Linked DNA regions of Homo sapiens: region 1 is linked to region 2. A link is a contact called in ENCODE Hi-C or POLR2A ChIA-PET data. All regions are on one chromosome and are shown on one strand. The core of a region is the stretch at or near the end of the contact, and the rest is flanking DNA. Distances in the headings are between cores, read along the strand shown. Region 1 holds the start of ANKRD22 (ankyrin repeat domain 22). Region 2 has its middle 33 kb from the start of MIR4679-1.

Region 1 (4,590 bases), core at 905-3,404, 180 kb before region 2:
GCCCTAAATACATGTTTGTTGCTATTGTAAATATTATGAACAAATACCTTTGATAAGGGTTTAAATGAATCAGCCTTGTTTAAAAGTCCATCTTACGCAGTTGGAGTTACTTATTCAAAATTAGGGCCTCTCACTGAGCTCTAAGCTTATCCTCTAGTGCAGATTTCAGGACCAGCTCTCTGGGATCCTCCCTCATTCTCTCCTTCTTTCTTAAAAATATATATTGCATAACTATTAGCACTGCAAAGCTCTAAGGAAAAATGATAACCCTATGTCCCCAATCTAGAGGAGCTTCCCGCACTCAAATTGGGGGAAGTTTTTTTTTTTTTTTTGAATAGATTCTTCCAGGCAACATAGGACCAGGGATCCAGCAGGCTTTTTTCTTGTCCTTAATGAGTAGCTCACAATCTTTATCCTTAGGAAACACAGAGCAAATGATATATTACAAATGAGTAGGCTATGTTTAAATATTTAAGAGATTACTATTTAATTTTAAAGAGTCTCAAACTCTTTAAAACTATAGATGAAAGGTCCTACTTCCAACTTTCTACATCAGAATACCTGAGGATGAGACTAGGCTTTTTTTTTTCCTTTTTCCAAATCACATATAATTCCCACATGCAATCTGAAAAAGCAACCAAAATGCAGAATCTTAGGTCCCACCCAGGTCTACAAACTAAGAATCTGCATTTAAACAAGACCTTCAGAAGATCTGTATAGACATTAAAAACGGGAAAGCACTGGCCTGTGGCAGTCTTTCTTTCTCAGGATGGTGGTAAACAGATCACCCCTATGTCAGAACCACCTGGGATGCTCCTTTTAAAAAGTATACTTTTGTATCCTACCATAGACTGAGTGAAACAGACTCTCTGGGTTGGAGTCCCTTGAAACTGCATTTCAAACAAACTTCTCTCCCTGACACTTGGGCAGTCTAAAGTTTGAGAGTTACCAGAGTAGCATTTAAAAGCACTATATGTTTTGTCATTTTCATGTATATGATCCCTTCATGAGGCTAAAATCACTGAGCAAGACATACCTAGAGTTATAAACCAATCAAACACTGCATTTGCACACACGGAGAGATATATACACACATGGCATTAGAAATAACTGCAAATAAACTGTCTTTAATACTAGATCAAAACTATCCAAGAAGGTTCCCCTGAGCATCTGCAATGAAATGCAGATTAACCAGTTAATTGTGTCAGAGGAGAGAGAGAGTAAATTATGTATAATGACATCATTACACCTCTTGTACTCTTGTCTAAACATTCCTTGCTTGTACTTTCTTGAAACATCATTAAAAATCCATTTGATTCTAATAAGTTACTTCCAATACAAGTAAAAGTACCTCAGTATTTATCAGATGTGAAAAGAAAATAATCAAATCATCAAAATATGTTATTATTCCTCTTCTTCATAGTGATAGTCTTTACTAATATTTACTAAAGGTGAATCTCCCTTCAAATACCAAGCTGAAAGGCATTACTCTGGTCATGTGGTTCCATAAAAGAGGCAGTCAATCTTTTGGATATTTAGAAAATCCAATTGAGTACAATTTTCTCTTTTTCTCTGAGTGTTTGTCATGAGAAAAGCACAACTCAAACTCGATTTTGTCCAAATTATCCTTGCAAACATCCAGATACTATGAAATGTGTATTATATTCATCTCAACTTAGATCTAGCTAATATTTTAGAATTACAAAATACTTTGTCTTAAACTATTAAGAATATCAACAAGAATAACACATAGGACTTTATTTTTTCTGACTTAATGCTCCCCCAGGGAGTTGAACAGACAAAACAGAAATATATTAACAGGGATAGAAAATTGCATCTGAAAAGCATGAGTAACTTTTAACATCTTTGGAACTCTGCTTTCAGAAAGGTGATGTACCTCAGAGTATAGGATTCCCATGCTGGTCCTTCACAGGCTTACTTCACCTCTACAGCTCCTTGAATCTTCTGGAGGTATTTCTGATGAATATCAAAATCCTTCCTGGCTGAGAGGAAAGTCCCTAGAAGTCCAAGCTGGTGGCAAGCTCCAGGAGTGCTTTTCTAGCAAACACCTGTCAGTGCTTTTCCAGCAGCTCAGGCAGCAGCACACCTTCCAGAGAGCCCAGCCCAATGAAACAAAGGCACTGGTGTCATGTGTAACGACCCAAGCCTGTATCATCTAATGTTACAACCCTGAGGAGCCGGTTTCTGAGTCATATTTGCTCTGCCAGTGGTAACATGCAGGAAAGAAGGAAGCAAAGTTAAGGGAGGAAGAAAAGTTCTTACATTGGCAGGAAGGACTCACGGTTCAAACCAAGATACTGTATTTCAGACATTTCGTAATCAAAATCTGGTTTTCAGTGGCCATTGAGAAAGGCTAGAGACCAACAAACTTACTTGTGAGAGCCACACGTGTCTGGCAAAGAACTTGAAAAATAATCTTCAAAATTCTCAGCCTAACAAGTAACGCTTTTCCAGCTATTTATGCAGTTTTGTAAACTAATAAATTTACTAACATAATAAATCTTAAGTTGTTTTAAATATTCCAATACTATTCACACATTTAGCCAAATTACTTTATAATATTCAATTTAAAAATCATAAGTCTAAAATCAAATACTCTGTTATGCATTTTAAATTGCATCATCAATTTATTTATCAAACATGCTAGTATGCCCAATCTCTTAAATATTGTAAACATTTTATATGCTATATATGATATCATTCACACATTTTCCTTGAACTGAATACAATCACATCAAACTTTCCCAGAATTGAAACACTCGACCGTCCACACACCCATTATAACCATGGGACCAGCCCAAATGGGCCGTACTTTGTTGATAACAAATGTCAATTTACTCTGTAGATATAACAGAGCCAAAAACTGTAAGTCATTTAGCCCAGGCATGCACAATAAAAATGTTTTTGCCTCTAACAGAACCTAGAACAAATGATCCCTCCCCTGGGAACCAAGAAGACAAGGACATGACGGGAACCTAAATGCAGGACCTCTTTCAGAAGCTAGGGGCTCATTGGCCCAAAAGATCCAGGGCTGAAATCTGCCTCAACATACCTTACCTTTAGTGGTCAAATTTGAAGCCCTTCAATCAGTCCCTGCCAAACCAACATTCCTAAATCCTTTCCCTCACCCTCTAAGCCATACATTTTCTCAGATTCCAAACTGGGGAGGCAGATTTGAGCCCACCTCCTGTCTCCTTGCTGACCTGTCTTGCAATAAAGTTTTTCTTTCCTCAAAACCCAGTGTCCAGATATTGGCTTCTGTGAGCAGGGGGCAGCAAGCCTATTTGCTCAATAATATCATGGAAGAAATAGTTCAACCATCTCAAACCAATTGATGTGATTTTCCCAATCAGTTGAGGCTCCTTAGTGGCCAGAAACTAGTGACCAGGATACTAGGCCTGTGCTTATAAATATTCAGGGAAATTCTTCTTACTCCACTGGTGGATATACTGAGCTATTTTTATAATTATTTCAAAGATTTTATGTTTCACTATGCAGTTGACATCGAGGCCAGCCTCTCTGGAGTTTAAGAATTAGCTAATTCTTCCGTTGGAGGAGAGGGAAGTCTGCAATACCCACTAAAATTGCAGCTGACTTCCTCTTTGGCTTGGTTTGATTTTGTATTTCTGTAGACTCTTAAGACATTTAAGTGTCTTCCCATTGACTTAGAAAAACATTAATGGTATATCCATTGGGTACTTCACTCTGTTATGCAATATTTTGTAACCTCTGGTAGCCTCTTTTGTAACCTCTTTCAACTAATTTGTGTGGACAGAACTCTTCACTGTCATTGCTTCTCTCCTAAGGTTGCTGCTAGCTTTCTTCTTCAAGCTCTTTCCTCCCTGACTGAGCTCTAAATGTTTCTTTAACTTTCAATCAGGATCAAAACTCATTTTATTAGATTCTGCATCTCTTGACAACATCTGGTTCTAAAGGAACAGTACTCATTATAATTGCAAATGATGTAGGGTTAGCTCAAAAAACAAACCAATGAAAAAAGCAGTTGACTCATTGTTATTTGTAAAACACTTGGATTTAACTCTAGGCCATTGGGTCTCAACCAGGGGTTATCTCGCCCCCAGATAGACTGCAGATTTAGCAACGAAAAAGATAAGATGTTCAGTTAAATTTGAATTTCAGATAAATTTCTGAAATGTCATATGGGACATACATACACTAAAAAATTATGTTGCTTAATGGAGAACGTCGTTTTATTGGAAACTAAAGACATTTGGCAATGTCTGGAGACATTTTTGGTGGTCACAACTAGGAGTGGGAGCATGGTACTCTAATGTGGGGAGCAGAGGCCAGGGAAGCTGCTAATCATCCTACAGTGCACAGGACAGCCTCTCAGAGCAAAGAATTACCCAGCTCAGAAGAGTGCTAATGTAGAGAAACTCTAGTCTAAGCCAAAAGGAGAATTAAAGGTGAAGGAAGAGGACTTCGTAAACTATAGTGTCAAATTGGAATACGGAGGCATATTGTCAGAATGAAGTTGGATAAACAGATATATTTTTAAGTGTTTAGGGTTCTTCCTCTGGCAATTTTGAGCCTATAATTACAAAGACA
Region 2 (4,765 bases), core at 891-3,390:
GTGAAGACATTTAACCACTATGGGTCATGAACACTTTAGTTCTTACTTGACTTATTTAACCTTAAACTAAAGACTTGGTGGGGGAGGGCAAGGAGGCCATGCCCCAGGAATTGGGCATAGGTCTGCTGTGTTAGCAGGCTCAGGTGAACAGAGTGTCTCCAGATGGCTGAGGAAAGGGAGAGCTCTGGACAAAGGATGAAAGAGAAGAGGTTGATGTTGAAATGGACTTCTCTAGGTAGATACACTTGGGTTGGCCCTGTCTGGGGCTTTGGGCCTCTCTAACTCTCAACTTCCAGTATAAGTCTAAGCCAAGTTCAAAGGTATAGGTTCTGGAGCTTCTCCCAACAGAACAAGGTCGTTTCCATATGACTCAATACTGGCCAAACAGCTAGCCAGTAAGTTATGGGGAGGAGGGAAAAAAAAAGAAAGTACTTAATTAAAGAGGGAGGAAATTAACTTTATTGAGTGCCTACTATGTACCATCGTATATGCTTACACAAAAAAGTGTTTGGCAAAATTCAATATCTACTTATGACAAAAATTTTTATGAAACTAGAAATAGGAGGGAACATTTTCAATTTGGTGAAAGGCATCTAGGAAAAACCATTGACTAACATCAGACTTAATGGAAAAGAATTGAGTGTATGTTATCTGACTACTCCATCCAATGGTTCTGTTATCCCCACTTTACAGATAGAGGAGACAAGGGCTGAAAATATCAATTAACTTGCATAAAGTTATACAAAGAAAATTCTAAGAAATCAGGAGGCTATTGTTAAGAACACTTGCAATCTTTAACGTCCTGCTAGGACTAAAAAATTGTGTCTATCCTCTTCCTACTTTGAAATTTGAGTTTGATAGATAGGGTTTCAGCAGCAACTTGGAGATGCTAAACAACAAATAATATCAGATTCACTCTGGAGGCTGCAGCAGAAAGATCATCAAAGATATGGTTTGGAAGATGTGACTTGAGGGGAATAAAAATGAAGTTATTGAACCAAAATTAGCCCTGTTTATGGGTTTGTTCATTCATTCAATAAATGCTTATTGTATTTCTACTCTGTGCCAGGCACTGTACTAGGTCTGGCTTATATACATGGTTACCTCCTGGAACCATTAGTCAAGAGGCAGACACTAATGGGATAGTGACACAGTTAAATGCTAAACACAACTTTGGCAGATGTCATTAGAAGAAAATGTAATGTGGGAGCATGACAGGAGGACTTGACTTAGTGTGTGAAGTCAGGAAAGTGACCAAGGATCTGAAATCTCACGAAACGAAGGTCTTGCTAAAGGTTCCCTGGCAGGAGCAAGAAAGAGGAGCAGAGAGATTGGAGGAAAGGAGATCAAGAACAGCCTGAAGCCTGTTCATGTGGGGGTAGTCACTGACTGTGGCTTTACTTATACAGCAGCTTGGGAGGTTTGACATTCAAGGCAGGAGAAGTACTTGTAAAGATTGCCCAAACTGAGGACTTATTAATAGCTGACAACTTCCACAGATTCCTGGGATGGCTTGAGCAAACTTTTTTGTTATCTTGAAGGCTGAATGTTTCATGTTTTTGTCCGCCTAGCCATACAGCACTAGCTGTGTTTGGGGCCCTCCACGTAATTCTGTGGTCTGTATCATGTGTCTGCCAAGTGAAACCCCCCATGAAGATTTTCTTGTGAATTTCCAGATGTTAGTGTGTTGAAATTGAATGGAGAAGAGTCCCTCTTATCTCTGTATATTCCTGGGAATTGAAAGGGATGGCGGTCCCTCTTCCCAACATTGAAATCAGCCTTGGCTTCTTCAGGAAGATTTTGTAACTATGACAAATATATATATATATATTTTTAAAATTTTCATTTTAGGGCCAAAGTTCTAGAAAGCTAGACATGTGTCAGCTGCAGAAAGTATCCACCGAGATGAATGGTTTTGGCTCTGCTGGCTATTGCATGGCATGATGACCTCGTGTTCCCAGCCCTAAATGAGTAAATTAACCTCAGCTAGGAGAAAAAATCTTAGCTACAAAACCAAAGGCCAAAGTCCAGAGGACTCGTCAGCTTCATCAGTAGAGAGTGAGTATAGCTCAACACAAATCCATCACTGAAAGCAGTGCAACCAAGGCAGCGGCGAGGTTGGTGGGGGCTGGGAGGAATCAACTTCTCTAATGACAGACAAGGCTGTGCTTCACTTCCACATGGCCACAAGGTGGCAGTGTTTCTCCTGGTACTAAAATTTGCCCCTGCTTGTATGAAAAAGACTTATTCCCTATGGAAACAATGTCTGTCATTTCACATTTTGATTCATTTTTTTTCCTCAACAGAGAAACAGGCCAGCATGGGGTAAGGCAAGGATTAAATGTGAAATCGGGTAGTCCAGGTTCTAATTCTAGCTCTGCCGTGAACTAACTGTATAACTTTGGATTTACCATGTCTGAGTTTCAATTTGCTCATCCACAAAATGGAGATACATCTCGCCTGCTCTTCTTATAATTGTCAGGCACAATAATAAACTATATATGCAAGTGTGATCAATTATAACGTACCATAACACTGGTTCTTAACTTTTAATATAAGAATCACATGAGGAAATTTTAAAAATACACACCCTCAAGGCCCAGCTTCTAAAGATGTTTCAAGAAGTCCAGGCCTATGCCTTAGAGTTTGTATACTACTACATATTCATCTGCAGGTATCAAGATGATGAAGGCCTAGGGACCACAATTTGAGAAACTACACTATGCAAATATATACCAGTAGAAAGTGAGAGGTTAAGGCACAGAAGTTTCTCTTACCTTTTCATGTAATGGTATTTATTTTTCTCTATTTTGAGTAAAAGTTTTACAAACACTCCACTACCCTTAGATTAACTAACTGAGGGCAGAAGTCTATATTTTATTCACCTCCTTATGTTCACAGCAATTGTTAGGATGTTAATTGGATAATAATCAGATAACAATGGTTATCTGAATCTTTGATGGAGGTAATCTGTAGAGCATCCCTAGCAATGTCACTCCATTTACAGGGATATTTGGTGATAGGACCTGGCAGACTCAATAGAATTCACCTGAGCTTTGCCTTTGTACCCCCATGGGCTCATTTTTGTCACCTAGTAAGTGACCAGTGCCATTTAGCAATTGCTGAATCATGGGCTTCACTGTGCTGAAACAGTTGTGCAGGAAATTTAGCAATGAGGTTCCATAAAACTCCCGGAGTTTTCTGTCACTATGGTTATCACAGATCACCAGGGCTTTTCAACCAGCACCGGCAGTATTTTCAGGGTCTTTAAGAGAGACTTAGCCCCCTTACTCCTCAGAGGGTGCTCCCTGCTGAGCTGTTGCCCTAAGAGAGGGTCTAGTTCAAAGGTGAATATAGCAGGAGAGATGTGCAGTCTGGCACCTTGGGCCTGTGGCCAGGGTACAATAGCTCGAATGTGATATCCCCAGCACCTGAATGTGGATATTCAAATCTCCTCTTAGGTAACAGCAAAGAAGACTCTTAGCAAAGTTGTCAGAGGCAGCTACGGAAACTTGCTGTATTCAAATTTCACATTGATAGAGAAAGGAAAGTGCTTAAATTGAACCATGGGCTTTTAAATCTTTCAGCAAATATTTATTGAGCAACAGTTGTTTTTCAGCAGGAACCATTCTAGGCCTTTGATTAAAATGTGAGTAAAATATCCAAAGACTCTGCTATTCTGAGGTTGAGATTCCAGCAGCAGGAGATGGAAAAATAATAAACATAATGATTACATAAAATACTTTATGTTAGGAAGGGATATATGATCTGGTAAGTAATGCAGGGTATAGGAGATTGGGGAGAAGTCAGTGAGGGGAAGAAGCAAGGTGTATTATTAAATAGAATGGTGAGGAGAGGCCCCTGTGAGATTGGAACAAAGACTTGAAGAAGAGTTGTTCAAACAGAGAAAATAACAAGAGCAAGGGTCTAGGGCCAGAGCACGCCAGGCACTCAGGAGGCATAGCAAAGATGCCAGTGCAGCTGCAGTGGATGAGCTCAGGGAGATCACGGGAATCCAGACCACATAGACTTGGTCCTACTGGAGGACAAGGATTTTGCTGAAGGTATCTTTGTATCCTCAAGGACGAATATTGTGTTTTGCTTGCACCAGAGGCTCGAATGGATTGGCCTCAGGATAGGATAAAGCCTTGGGGGAGGTTGTGCCACAGGAAAGAGCTGAAGGTCTAGCCTTCAGGGAATGGGCACCCCTTTGGGAAAAGAGATAATTCACGAGAAGTGGGTATAGTATGCATGCTGGAGTCAATTGCAGTGTGGAGAGCTGCAGAAGAGCATTTGCTGAATTAGTGGGACCCTAAATCAGTATGGGGAAAGGTCCCCACTGCAGCACTTTCTACACCTCATCCTCCTATATTCTACTTGTGCCTGTGGCCTTTTCTCCACCCCGCCCCCTGCCCACTCAGCACTCAACTGACCTATGCATAACACCTTAGTCATCCTTTCACTGAGAAAGGACTTTCTTAAGAACTTAGAATGCGGAAAGTCCCTTTCTCCTTTTCCTCTTTTTGTTTTCAATTGAGATGAAGATCACATAACATAACAATTAACCATTTTAAAGTATACAATTTCGTGGCATTTAGCACATTCACAATGTTGTGCAATCGCCACTTCCATCTAGTGCCAGAACATTTTCTTCACCTCAAAAGAAAATCCATTAAGCAGTCACTCCCCACCCCTCCCTCTCCTCAGTCCCTGGAAACCACTAATCTGATTTCTGTCTTAATGAGACGAACTCTTCCAGATATTT

What was found. A loop is a pair of places that touch in the nucleus more often than their neighbours do. ChIA-PET counts read pairs that join two places held with the same protein, here RNA polymerase II (POLR2A). Pooled maps may share reads with other maps.
Region 1: a loop to region 2 is called in a map of tibial artery, with 3 times the contacts of the local background. The contact joins the promoter of ANKRD22 here to the enhancer-like site in region 2. A Hi-C loop is called at or near these places in 11 of 168 maps with a recorded cell type or tissue (A673, B cell, GM18951 and 8 more), 2 of 37 single-sample maps with no recorded cell type and 15 of 50 pooled maps. POLR2A ChIA-PET finds 5 or more read pairs at or near these places in 3 of 52 experiments (CD4-positive, alpha-beta T cell, H1 and Panc1).

The regions. Positions count from the first base shown.
Region 1 is chr10:88,849,690-88,854,279 of GRCh38, forward strand. ANKRD22 (ankyrin repeat domain 22) reads right to left here and starts at 2,155. Exons shown (of 6, transcript NM_144590.3): 1 at 1,898-2,155. The coding sequence starts at 1,918.
Region 2 is chr10:89,027,836-89,032,600 of GRCh38, forward strand. No RefSeq gene overlaps it. Among named protein-coding and RNA genes, the nearest start is that of MIR4679-1, 33 kb to the right of the region's middle. Within about 2 kb of position 2,141, at least 5 of the 41 ENCODE cell types and tissues checked have a DNase peak (open chromatin) inside an H3K27ac peak, as active enhancers do; they include ovary, where a contact is called at or near this core.